Linked DNA regions of Homo sapiens: all the other regions are linked to region 1. A link is a contact called in ENCODE Hi-C or POLR2A ChIA-PET data. All regions are on one chromosome and are shown on one strand. The core of a region is the stretch at or near the end of the contact, and the rest is flanking DNA. Distances in the headings are between cores, read along the strand shown. Region 1 holds the start of DGUOK (deoxyguanosine kinase). Region 2 holds the start of ACTG2 (actin gamma 2, smooth muscle). Region 3 has its middle 22 kb from the start of ACTG2.

Region 1 (4,332 bases), core at 813-3,312:
GACCTCGTGATCCGCCCTCGTCAGCCTCCCAAAGTGCTGGGATTACAGGCGTGAGCCACCGCGCCAGGCCACTTCACCATAAAATTTTTAAAAATAATTTTTAGGAGCTCTGTTACTGGTGGAGGGTGCCCAGGTTCTTGACATTTTGAACAAAGAATTGGACAAAACGTACAAAGCAAGGAAACAATGAAGCAACAAAAGCACAGATTTATTGTACATCAAAGAACACTCCTTGCGGTAGGAAGGGCCCAAGCAAGCAGCAATTACAGAATTTTCTGGGGTTTAAATACCTTCTAGAGGTTTCCCATTGGTTACCTGGTGTACACCCTATGTAAATGAAGTAGTGGCCAGCGATCAGTCTGATTGGTTGCAGGAGGGGACCAATCAGAGGCTGAAGTAAAGTTATGAAGTTATACCCCATGCAACTAAAGACTTGGCCTGCCACCAGCCTGACTGATTGCCCGCGGGGACCAGTCAGAGGTACTTTCAATTTTTTATCTGCCACCCAGAAGAGGGATTAGCTTCTGGTCCTTTTGTTACTTGGGCTAGAAAGTTGGGGTTTTCCTTTTGATTTAGTTCTAGGAAGTCAGCCTAAATCGGCCTTAGGTTCCCTGTCTCCAGACCCTATTTTCCTGCCTCGTAGCTTTTAGGAGATTAATGCCTGCCTGCAGACAACTTCCTCATTTAACTTTCACAACACCCCTGAGGCAGCAAGATCCTGGCGAGGCAGAGAGCCTCTCAAGCTTTTTTGGATGAATATTTTCCAAGTCTGAGTTTACATAGGTAAAGAAATGTAAGCAGTTTTTTTTTTGTTTTTTGTTTTGTTTTGTTTTGTTTTGTTTTGTTTTAACAGAAGTGGCTGCTGGAGTGGAGATGGGAATGGGTAGGACTTTAGCCGCTCCAGTAGCCATTAACGCCCCACCCTGGTTATCCTTAAAAAATTCGATTAAAAAAAAAGTTCTTAATATATAAACATGACCTCAGCCATCCTATATATACATCAACATAAGAAAAAGGTCCCGTGCTTTTTATGGGAACAGCTTCAAGACAGGTATCCCAGCCCCCGGCCCCTCCCCAGCCCCCTTGCAATCAGATCCTTGTCTTCTAAAACCTGCCACACCTAAGAGCGCTGCCTGAAGGCCGGTTTGGCCTGTTGACTCCTGGTTTTGACTGTTGGTGATTTAAGCGATTGGAACTGGAAGCACCATTTGACAACATTTTGTAAATCATTACTTCTGAGGTTGTTATGACGACGGGGTGTGGCAGTCCGGCTTCACCTGTGGCAGCAGCTTAGGTCCCTGCCCTCCTGCAGAGCACACTTCACCGACAGCAGGACTCAGGTTTTATACAAGTCTCTACTCGCCATTGCTTACGTCCAAGAACCCAGCCTACCAGGTTTAAACAATTTCCAGTCACATACCTGAGCCACCACCACCTTATCCTGAAGGGATTTTTGGGTATAATGCAAATCGATTGACCGAACATTTATTTACTTATTCAAGACACAAACTAAGAGATGGGGTGTAACTGATTATCTAATTTGTTAATTTAGTCAATAATATGCCAGCATTGTGCAGGGGAATTACAGGGAATAGGAAAAAGTTAAATTTGTGTAAATCATCAGATTGAGTCATTTTCCTACTTTAAAACTTCCATTTTCTTCCGATATTAAAATAAAAACCAGACAACAAGCACCTGGGGGGGGGGAAATCCCCTCTTAAAATTACAATTTCTATTTTTAATTTTGTCTTCAGTTATAAAATTTATTTTAAAGTTATACAAAAATGAAGTGGTTGGATTGTGGAATTACGTCTTTTAAAATGTTATTTGTCCAATGAACAAAAACCACTCGCACCGCAACTCCTTTTACTATCAAATTCTGCACCGTTGCAAAACTTCCTTCACTCAACGCTTCTTTACAAACATCGCGATAGCGGAGCGGTCTCTTGGGCGCACCCCGCCGCATGTTCAACCCCACCCACTTCCTGTCTGACGATCTCCTTACGTCAACGGTGCGCTGGAGCGAGTGAGCAGCGATACCTAGGGCGGAAGTGCTCTCGGCGGAAGTGATCGCTGTGTGAATCGTGGGTGGGATGGCCGCGGGCCGCCTCTTTCTAAGTCGGCTTCGAGCACCCTTCAGTTCCATGGCCAAGAGCCCACTCGAGGGCGTTTCCTCCTCCAGAGGCCTGCACGCGGGGCGCGGGCCCCGAAGGCTCTCCATCGAAGGCAACATTGGTAAGGGCCGGAAAGCGGCTGCCAAGCCTTGGCCTCCGCCACGCAGGCGACAGAGGCTGGGAAAGGAGCTGGGCCCGGAATGGCCTGCGTCTGATGCGGCCGGCCTCTTTTTCTGGGCTGCGAGGAGAGCCTTTCCCCTCGCAAAGTGCACTGTGTATCTTTGCCTCCTTGTTTTTAGGATATCGGGCCTCAGTACCCGCCCACAGGAACATATTTGTTGGGGCATAAAAGCCACGCAGTTAGTGGATAGGACAAGAATTGTATTAGCTGTTTGTAATAGATCGAAATTGAAGCGACAAGCGGGTGCAGTTTATTTGTTCTCCTAGATAGGGTTGCCATATTTAGCAGAAATTAAAAATAATATCCAGTTAAAATAGAATTTAAGATAACGAATAATTTTTAGTGTGTGTCCAATGCAATATTTGGGACATCCTTACAGCAAAACAACAACGAAATCACTCATTGAAAGTTCAAATTTAACTGTGTCCTGTATTTTATCTGGCAACCCTATTCGAAGAGAGTTCCTAAATTTCAGTCGTTCAAATACCACATTCACAATTTTTGCCCTGTGCCTGTGCTAGTTGCATAATAATTTCTTAAGGCTTTTCTTAGAAGAACCTCACTTTTTAAACTTAAAAACATGTATTAAATTAAAAATTATTTTGTTAAAAGAGTGAGATCCAGTATCTTGAATAAAAAGTAGTCAGAAAGCAAAATGAAGGCAAAGCATTTCGATTTAATATTAATAAATTCTGACTTGATACTTTTATCTACCAAGTCACTGAGCCCCTAAAAGGGGCTTAGCAAGTGTTGAGTACTGAAGACGTAGCAGCAAACTGAGAATTTCTTTTTTTATTCATTCAACAAATCACCTTTTGAGCCACTTCCATATGCCAGCACTGTTCTTGGCCTGGAGAATACAGCTGTGAATAGAACAAATAAAAATCTCTGCTCTCATGGAACTCAAGTAGGGAGAGATGGACAATAAACAACATAAATTAAGCAAGGTGAACAATATGTTAGAGAGTAATAAGTATGATGGAGAAAAATTAGGGATGAAGAATTGAGGGAAGTTTTTATTTTATTTTATTTGAGATGGAGTTTTGCTCTTGTTACCCAGGCTGGAGTGCAATGACACGATCTCGACTCACTGCAACCTCTGCCTCCCTGGTTCAAGCGATTCTCCTGCCTCAGCCTCCCGAATAGCTGGGATTAGGGGCACCCGCCACCACACCCAGTTAATTTTTGTTTTGTTAGTAGAGACAGGGTTTCACCATGTTGGCCAGGCTGGTCTCAAACTCCTAACCTCAGGTGATCCGCCTGCCTCGGCCTCCCAAAGTGCTGGGATTATAGGCGTTAGCCACTGCACCTGGCCGAAGTTGTCATTTTAAATAAAATAAGCAAGGCCTCACTGAGAAGGTGACATCTGAGCAAAAAACTGAAGATGAGGGAGCAAATCACGTGGATACCTGGGAGAAGAATCTTCTAGGCAGAGTGAAGAGCAATTGGAAAGGCCCTGAGGTGGAAAGTGTGTTCGGGGAATAGGAGGGAAATCGTTGTGACTGAAGTCGAGTGAGCAAGGATGGGAGGGAAATTAGGGCAAAAGCCCAAGGGGTGGCCAGATTTTATAGGCCTTATCATGGGTTTTTAATCTTACCGAGATGGGTAGCCATTGGAAGGTTTGAGGAGTCAAGTGACAGTTTTACTTAGATTATAAAAAGATCACTGTGGCTGATAACATTGAAAGTGAAGAGTGTTAAGTGGTATTGCAATAATTATAGTATTGTGAAAAGTGAAAGTGGTGAGACGTGATTGGATTCTAGTTATACGTTAACAAAAATTGAGTTACATTTTAAGTAAAATTTAACAGTGGAAGTGGTGAGAAATGATTGGGTTCTAGTTATATTTTAAGATAGGGCCAATTGGATTTGGTGACAGGTTGAATGCAGAGTGTAAGGTAAAGAGAGGGGCCAATGATGACTCCAATTATTTTGACTTGAGTACTTGAAAGATAGACTCCTGATTTTCTTTTATTTCCTCCTCTCCTTCTTCCTCCCCTCCCCTCGCTTCCCCTCCTTTGGTGTGGTCTTGCCCTGT
Region 2 (4,727 bases), core at 871-3,370, 34 kb before region 1:
TAAACACGCAGGCCAGTGATCAAATGATGAGTAAGTGAACCTCACAATGACAACAGTGTTCCTTCTCCACAGGGAACAACTGCAGGTCCTCAAGGAAAGTGTTTTTAAATCTTTCCTCTGGGCTGTCTCAGCAGAGGACACTCCTCATTCACACCATCTCCTGCCTCAATTTTCAGTTAATGAGGAAGCCAGACCTGTACCAAGCCATTGCACCAGGTGACCCAAAACCACCTGGAACTCCCTGTGCGTTTAGCAGGGATGCAATGCATGCTTCTTCTATTGAAGCGGGGGTATCCTGGGCACCGGGTGGGGAAAGTTTAAGAAACACAGATGGCTGAGGCCTATTCACTGAGTTTCTGTTTCAATAGGGCTAGGTGACACCTGAGAATCTGCATTGTGAGCACATTCCCATATCATGCTGCTGCTGCACTCTGGTGGTCCCCATGCTTTGGGAACCTCTGTGTTGAAGACGAAGCAGAGTCAGGAAGGCCAGTCAGGAAGCTGCGCCCCACTCCAGGCCAGATAGGACTGGAGCCTGAGGCAGCGCAGGCCAGCAGGGATTGAGGGAGGACACAGAGCTGAGGGGCATTTCTGGTCGGGGGAGCACCAGGCTGTGGTGCCCAGGTGGTTGTGGGAGCATGAGGGAGACACAGGGTTCTAGACTGACTGACTTCTAGCTTGAAGGGCCGAGGGGTGGACTTGGAAGTTGGCAACCCAGGAGGCACAGCAGCTTTGAGGGTAGGGAAGAAGGGTTCAGTTTTAGACAGGATGAGTTTGAAGAGCTGGAGAGTCATCTGGATTGGGATGTCCAATAGGCAATTGATCATTTTAGTCTGGATCAGGGTGAGGGAGGGGGACCATGAGAATGTGGAGTTGAAAGTAATACTGCAGAGCTGGTAGCTGATAATGTGGGAAATGAACCAGCTACCTAGGGATAGTACATGAATTACACAAAGAAGAGCAATCATCAGCCAGCCATGGTGGCTCACACCTGTAATCCCAGCACTTTGGGAGACCAAGGTGGAGGGATTGCTTGAATCCAGGAGTTCAAGATCGAGACCCTGTCTAATTAAAAACAAAACAAACAAACAAAAAGAAGTCCAGGCGTAGTGGCTCACACCTGTAGGCCAAGGCAGGTGGATCACGAGGTCAGGAGCTCGAGACCAGCCTGGCCAACATGGTGAAACCCTGTCTCTACTAAAAATACAAAAATTAGCTGGGCATGGTGGCAGGTGCCTGTAATCTCAGCTACTCAGGAGGCTAAGGCAGGAGAATTGTTTGAACCTGGGAGGCGGAGGTTGCAGTGAGCCGAGATTGCACCAATGCACTCCAGCCTGGGGGATAGGGCGAGACTCTATCTCAAAAAAGAAAAAGAAGCAGCTCAAGAATCACAGGACTGTGGAAAATCCTACAGGCCAAGAGTCTTGTTAGGTGTGCCTCAACCCTGAAGCAGGTCCCTCAGTCTGCAGATATTTAGAGATATTTAAAGGAAAACCAGGAAGGAGCCAAGAGAGAATGAAGCCTAAGGTGTCCTGAGACCCTCAGAGAACTCAGCCCAAGGGTTAGGAGCTTGTGTCAAGGTGCAGCAGGTGAGTAGGGCACGCAGGATTTCTTTCCTGGGTACGGAAGGCATTTCTCTTCAGCTTTCATTGGTCCCAGGCTCGTGCCAGACAAGGCATGATTGCACCCATTTTGGGGACAGTGCCTGGGCGTCCCAGGCAGACCCAGGGGCCGCATGCAGCAGGGCCTGAGGAGGGAGGTGTGGACGGAGGAGGCCCGCTGCCATTCTTGGTATGGTTCTCACTCCAGGAGCACAGCTGCATCTGGTCTCACTCTGGGCAGCTTATAAGGCCTGGTGTGAGTTTTGTTTATGCAAGTGCAGCATAAAAGGAACAAATCTACCAGCACCGGGGCTGTTGCCACTGAGTCCTTTTGCATACATTTTTCAAATGATAACTCACTCTACCCACCCCCCTTCCCTACCCCCAAGGCGATTTATTGAAAAAACCACCTTATATGGTAATATTGCTAACACACCGTCAGCTGGCCTTTTTAGGGACTTTGTTTAAAGAAGATCCGCCTCTGGGGTTTTATATTGCTCTGGTATTCATGCCAAAGACACACCAGCCCTCAGTCACTGGGAGAAGAACCTCTCATACCCTCGGTAAGTACTGTACGGCTTTTGCCACCTCTTCCTTTCCGGGGCTGCCTGGCCTCCTGGGTGCGGGAGGTGCCTCCAGATTGGCCTGGCTTCTGTGACGCTGGCCCAGATCACACACCAGAGCCCTTGGTGGGCAGCGGCACCTGCAAGCATACTGCAGCCTGCTGAGAAAAGGCGTATCTGGCCATGGGACATCCTGGGGCAGGGGCAGCTTGGAACCGTGCTCCCTGCCTCAGAATGGGGACTGGCGGGATATAATGCCTGCAGTCTCTACTAGCCCTGCTCCCCAGGGCCAGTGCAGATCCACACCCTGATGTCCTTTGTCTTGGGTTAGAATGTCTGGGAGGCTGTTTTAGGGGATCATATACTTTGCAGAAAAGCAGCTTTTCAGAATACTTGAGTCAAAGCCAACAGTGGTCCTGGTGTCTGTGAGCTGTTTAGTCCATGAAATGTCTGTGCTGGGAATGGGAGGGTATTTTCTTCAGGTCCCCTGTGGGTCTCTCTGTCCTCTGATCTGTGCTTGGCTGAGGAGAATGGAGGGTTTCTGCAGTCCTTGAAGGCTCTAGGATCATTGGGGGATGGAGAAAATTCCACTTGCCCTGTGGCATCGTGAGGTTTCAGGGTAGAAGGAACTTGGGACCCATCTAGTTCATTCTCCTCTGATGAGGACATTGAGGCCTAGAGACGTACAGCCACTCATCCAAAAGACTCACACCCAACTGTGACCCATTTGCAGATGTCATTACTCCCCCCAACCCACCCAACACACACACAACACATGCACAAAGAATTAAGAGGAAGATGAGATGAAGGGGCCACTTCTATGTTTGGCATCAGAATTCACTAGCATCTCTTCACAGGTGAGGCAGGCTGGGTGTGGCAGTGCAGGCCTTGAAGGCAGACTGTCAGGCTAACCAAGTTACTGAGCGACCTCAGCTTCCTCACCTGTAAAATGGGGGCAAGAATAATAATATCTACTTGGCGATGGTGTGAGGATTAAACGAGAGAATGCGTATATACAGCACTCAGCTCAAGGCTGTCAGGGCCCGGCCCTGAGTTCTCAAACTTTAAGAATCACCTGGAGTGCTTGTTAAAACACAGATTGCCCCATGCCCCACCCCAGATTCTGATTCCAGTAGGCCGAGATATGGCCTGATACTTGGAATTCCTAACAAGCTCCCAGGCGACACTGAAGCTGCTGGTCTGGGACCACACTTTGTACAGGGAGGCTCTAAGTGCTCACTTTGATTACTTGAATGTGGGTTTGGACTCTGATACTAACCCTTGGGCTGAAAAGAGGAAGAGCTTCCTGTGACAGAGAGGGATGGGTGCTGGAGAAACTGCAATGAACAGTAAGATCCTACATGCCAGGCCTGAGAAAAGGGGATGGGCCGTGTGACATCATGACCTTGGGGCGAGATATCTTTCCTCTTTCCCCTTGTTCATTCTGCCAACATTTATTGAGCACTTATTATGGGCCAGGCACTGTCTCTGCTCCTTAGGGACAGTGGAGAGGCTTCTGCAGTTACTGGAAGAGACAGATAAACAGATGAGAACCATGGAGCAAATAAGTACACGAAAGGGGTAAAGGCCAGGAGGAGCCCATCACTCAACCCAGGAGTTATCAGGGAAGACTTCCTGGAGGAAGAGGTGCCTGAGCTTGGTCCTGAAGTAAGGACCAAGCTTGGTCCTTCCTGGTAAAGAGGAAGCATGGTCTTTGGGACTCAAGTGGCTCAATTCCACTGAATTTAGATAGCAAGGCAGGAATCAGGTAAAACTAAATTCAGAGGGGTCCGCAGGGCTGGATTACAAGGGCTTTAGACTCTAAAGGATCAGGCTATGGGGAGCCATGGAAGGGTTTTAATCTGGAGGGTATCTGTTGAAGGGGCTGCTTTGGCAGCTGTGAGGAGAGTGGACTGGAACAGGGCAAGAGCGCTACTGCAGCATGCGGTGGTCCTGAGCTGGTGGCATGGGTGCCGTGCAGGTAGAAGTAAGAAGGGCTGGTGATAGGTTGGGAGGGAAGAGGGCGGCACCAGGGCATTGGGCATGGGCTCAGGGTGGGTGGTGTGAGTCTGTGAGGGCAGCTCCGGGCAGAGGCTGCTGATGAGGAGAGCAGTCCTGGAGGTGTGGAGTTGGGGTGCCAGGGGGGTTTTGGTGGGGGAGATGCACGGCAGGCTCTGCAGGCCTAGAGCTCAAGAGAGGGGTCTGGACAGGAGCAGAGCCAGGGGAGTGAATGGAAGTCCGGGTAAGAGCCAGAAGATAAGGCACCCACGACAGATTGTGGAGGATCCAAAATATTACTCAGCAGAGTTGTTTTTAATTGAACTCATGTATATATAGAACCTAGTGAAGATATCCTGAAGTTAATTAGAGGTGCTGTTAGAATTTTCCATCGTGGCAGTGTTTTTCATAGACAATTTCTCTCTGCCAGGGTTTCTGATGGTTTGTATATACGTGTAGGCAAATAATAAAAGGCAGAGACGCAGCTGCTTACATGTCACTTGAAGCTCTCACCCAAAAACCTGTCGCCAACTATTGTTTGAAATCTCATCATCGCAGAGGCCCT
Region 3 (4,314 bases), core at 584-3,083, 57 kb before region 1:
TTTTTGTCCCTAGAATGTAATGGTGACCTCATTAAAAGAAATCCACTGATATAATATATCACAGGAGTAGGTCAAAGGAAACAAGCAGAAACAAGAGTCTCTCATAAAAAAAAATTTTTTTAAGATGAAAATCAACATTTATTTTTTATTTTTTAAACTCCCCTAGTAAGGAAAGAAAGGGCCAGGCACAGTGGCATACATCTGTGATCCCAGCGCTTTGGGAGGCTGAGGTGGGCGGATCACTTAAGCCCAGGGATTCGAGACCAGCCTGGGCAACATAGTGAAACCCTGTCTCTACAAAAAACTAGCCAGGCATTGGTGCATGCCTGTGGTCCTAGCTACCCAGTAAGCTGAGGTGGGAGGATCACCTGAGCCCAGGGAGGTCAAGGCTATAGTGAGCTGTGATAGCGCCACTGCACTCCAGCCTGGACGAGGGTGAGAGAGGCCTTGACTCAAAAAAAGAAAAAAAAAGAAAGCAAGAAGCTTCGTTAACATGATAAAATAAATCTTCTAATATATAACACCCAGCGTCATACTTAATAAGCAAACACTGCTGTCAGGGACAAGATAGATCCATTCTAACTACTATTATTGAACAGTGTCCTGAAAGGATAATCTAACCAATGCAGTGAAGCAGGATAAAGAGTATACTACTGGAAAGCAGACAGGTTTGGGCTACAAGCTAAGTATCTACCTAGAAATCTGAAGATAATAAATTCTGAAAAATGGTCAGACCTATTAAGAGAAAGGCACAACGATGTTCACTAAAAGATACATTTTAAAACTTTGAAAATAGCTTTTCAGTACAGGTAATAGCCATTTGTGATTGGGGGAAAAAAAATCTAATTCAGCACATAGCAACTAAAAATATAAAATACTTTGGAACAAAGTTAACAGGAAATGTGCAAGCCTCATATGAAGAAAACCAGTAAGCTTTTCAGAGGAACATGAAGAAAATAAATGGAAAGACAGGCACACTATCGGTATTCTATGAGAGAAAGACAATGTTTTAATTTTAAAGATGCTACGTCTTCTTTAATCCAAAAATTTAAATGCAAGTCTGCTAAAAAGTATCATTTTTTAACTTGAAAGATTATTCTAAAATTAATCTGAGATATGTGAAATAACATTTAAAAATTGAAAGAAAAAAAGAATTTTGGGGGAAATTTATTACCAGATAATGCTTATTATAAACCTATGCTAAATGACGAGTTAATGGGTGCAGCACACCAACATGGCACATGTATACATATGGAACAAACCTGCACATTGTGCACATGTACCCTAAAACTTAAAGTATAATAATAATAAAACTTTAAAAAATAAAAATAAAAAATAAACCTATAAGTTAAAGTAATTTGATACTGACCGAGGACTAGATTAAGAATCAGCAAACTTTATTGTTGAAGGAAGTAAGACTTAGAAGAGTTTAAGTTGACCAAGGCCACAGAACTCCAAATGAATAGTGTCAGACTTTCAAACCCACACTCAACCACACTGTAATGCTGCCTTCCTAAAATATACATTAATACATGTATTCAGAAAAACTATGAATAAGAAGTACCTAAAAATATTAATATTAGTTATCTGTAGGTGATAGAATTATGGGATGACTGTTCATTTTTCCCCCATATCCTTTTTCGAATTTCTTCAAATGTACTACAAAGAACATGTATTGCTTTTATAATTGGACAAAAAGGACAATACCTTCTATTTTCAGAAACCGAAACTTCATTGCCCCTTCAATGTGGGAATCCAGCCAGACCCTATTCTTGGACAGCATCAGTGAAAGGGGCTTGGGAAAGCTCTTGGGCGTAGCAGCAGAGGCATGTCATATATGGAAACCTTCCATGAGGGTGACCTCACCACTGGAACCCGTTCAACATAAACCTTGCTGCAAGAACTAGCAGAGCTCTTTGGACAAAACGTGGTGAGTGGAGAGCTGAGAAAGAACTGACCTAAAGAAGAGAGAAGTGCTGGTCTTACAGCATGAAGAAGTCCTGGGTACCCATCTGGGCTTAGCAGGCCTCCTTTATGATCTATTCCTAGAGAAGGATTACTTTTCCCAACCTCAGCCTCCTTCAAAGAAGAACTCCCACCGTGGCCCAGGGTTATTTCTGTCTTTTTTTCTGGACTTGCGTTAGAATGTAGGATGTTTCTTGTGTTGGACAAATCATAATGGGTTATTGGTGGGTGACAGAAGTGAAAACATTACCTAGACTAAAGGAAGTAACACTATTCTTAGATATCCCTCCATAATTCCCTATGGTTAGCTTCCCTATCCCCAGCAGCCTCCTCTCTTCACCCCATTTTGCCTTCAAAAAAGTGAATGGCATCATATCAAAGCACAATTCCATCAAAATATTTCCATGCCACCTGCAGCACCAGGCCCTGTGCCACGTTGAACAGCTCTTAACACCCTGCTTGCCACACTTAGACACCTGTGTCTAGAACTTTTCTCACACAGCCTAGTATACACCTTTCCCATGTTGTAGGAGGGTTTAAATTTTATTTTATATTATTTTTAGTAGAGACGGGAGTCTCACTTTGTTGTCCAGGCTGGCCTTAAGCTCCTGGCCTCAAGCAATTCTCCCACCCCAGCCTTCCAAAGCGCTGGGATTACAGGTGTGAGCCACTGTGCCTTGGCCAAGAGTTTAAAATTATTTTTAATTGAACCATAGTAAATGCAGGATAAGTTTACACAAATATTTTGGTTCTCAGCCACAGTGTTGTTCTGTAAGCACAGGGCCTATGATTATGGCCTTTGAGACTTCAGCTGGCCTATGAGGAAACCACATAATGAAAATAGAACCCTGTTAGTTAAAATTCTTTTAATTGCGGCCGGGCGTGGTGGCTCATGCTTGTAATCCCAGCACTTTGGGAGGCTGAGGTGGGTGGATCACCAGAGATCAGGAGTTCAAGACCAGCCTGTCCAACATAGTGAAACCCCGTCTCTACGAAAAATACCAAAAAAAATTAGCCAGGCGTGGTGGTGGGTGCCTGCAATCCCAGCTACTCAGGAGGCTGAGACAGGAGAATCACTTGAACCCGGGAGGCAGAGGTTGCAGTGAGCCGAGATCGCATCACTACACTCCAGCCTGGGCAACAGAGTGAGACTCCGTCTCAAAAAAAAAAAAAAAAATTCTTTTAATTGCACTGACAGAAAACTCAATTAAAACTGGTGTTCAGGTACAGCTGGATCCAGTGTCCATTGTCATCAAGGCTAATTTTTTATTCATCTCTAGGCTCTTCTATGCTTAATGTTTGTTCATTTAATTGGGTTTTTCAATGAGGTAGCTTTGACAGCTAGAAGGTTATAGCCTATTGCCTTGGTAAACTCAGCAAGAAAAAAACTTTTTTTTTGAAACAGAGGCTCGCTGTGTCACCCAGGCTGGAGTGCAGTGGCGTGATCTCAGCTCACCGCAACCTCTACCTCCTGGGTTCAAGTGATTCTTCTGCCTCAGCCTCCTGAGCAGCTGGGATTACAGGCGCACACCACCATGCCTGGCTAATTTTTGTATTTTTTTTTTAGTATAGACGGGGTTTCACCATGTTGGCCAAGCTGGTCTCAAACTCCTGACCTCAAGGGATCCACCCGCCTAGACCTCCCAAAGTGCTGGGATTACAGACGTGAGCCACCTCATCTGGCCAAGAAAAAGAACTTTTTAGTTCAACAGTTTCAACACAATATTTGGAATTGAGATATTGGGTCATGGCTTTGGTCATGACTTCATCCTTGAACCAATCACTCTGACCAGGAGGATGGAATATTAGCCAGGCCTGGATCATGTACCCATAACCCATCTACGCCACATGCACTGAGAGTGGGGCAGCATTCATTTCCAAAGAAGAATGGTGGTGGCAGAAGGGGAAGTAGATGCTGGGCAGGCAAAGGCAACAGATGTCCACCATGCATGCCTAGAAGAAAAAAGTGCTGTTAGCTTTAGATAATAGCAGCTGGACGATGGGGTAGTGACCTTCTCACTCCCAAAAAGGTGGGTCGCACATCCAGGCTGTGGGTCATTCATTTAATTTGCATATATTGAGTACCTGCTGTGTGCAGAGCACTGTTCAAAGTACACAAGAAGTAGATGTTACGCTCTCTGTCCTCAAGGAGCAGATAAGTAAGATAAAGGAGCCCTACTCTCACAGTGCAAGAGCAATTCATGATCAATGAGTGTACGCAGAATCATGAGCACCAACTTTATCCCGAAGTGTTGAGGGAACCCAAGTGAGGGAGAAATGAATGTTCTCATTTTAATTTCTGTATCTTCCACTTTTATTCAACAAATATTTACTGTATGCCTACTAAAT

The links. A loop is a pair of places that touch in the nucleus more often than their neighbours do. ChIA-PET counts read pairs that join two places held with the same protein, here RNA polymerase II (POLR2A). Pooled maps may share reads with other maps.
Region 2: a pooled map shows a loop between it and region 1 (2.3-fold over the local background). The contact joins the promoter of ACTG2 here to the promoter of DGUOK in region 1. A Hi-C loop is called at or near these places in 1 of 168 maps with a recorded cell type or tissue (natural killer cell) and 13 of 50 pooled maps. POLR2A ChIA-PET finds 5 or more read pairs at or near these places in 13 of 52 experiments (AG04449, AG04450, BJ and 9 more).
Region 3: a loop to region 1 is called in a map of ascending aorta, with 4 times the contacts of the local background. The contact joins the enhancer-like site here to the promoter of DGUOK in region 1. A Hi-C loop is called at or near these places in 3 of 168 maps with a recorded cell type or tissue (Right ventricle myocardium inferior, ascending aorta and heart right ventricle) and 16 of 50 pooled maps. POLR2A ChIA-PET finds 5 or more read pairs at or near these places in 8 of 52 experiments (BJ, HEK293, MCF 10A and 4 more).

The regions. Positions count from the first base shown.
Region 1 is chr2:73,924,818-73,929,149 of GRCh38, forward strand. DGUOK (deoxyguanosine kinase) reads left to right here and starts at 2,063. Exons shown (of 7, transcript NM_080916.3): 1 at 2,063-2,235. The coding sequence starts at 2,094. RefSeq lists an enhancer at 2,095-2,364.
Region 2 is chr2:73,890,888-73,895,614 of GRCh38, forward strand. It overlaps ACTG2 (actin gamma 2, smooth muscle), which reads left to right and starts at 2,121. Exons shown (of 9, transcript NM_001615.4): 1 at 2,121-2,164. RefSeq lists an enhancer at 1,197-2,010.
Region 3 is chr2:73,868,423-73,872,736 of GRCh38, forward strand. It overlaps a transcript of STAMBP not described here. Among named protein-coding and RNA genes, the nearest start is that of ACTG2, 22 kb to the right of the region's middle. Within about 2 kb of position 1,834, at least 10 of the 41 ENCODE cell types and tissues checked have a DNase peak (open chromatin) inside an H3K27ac peak, as active enhancers do; they include ascending aorta and heart right ventricle, where a contact is called at or near this core.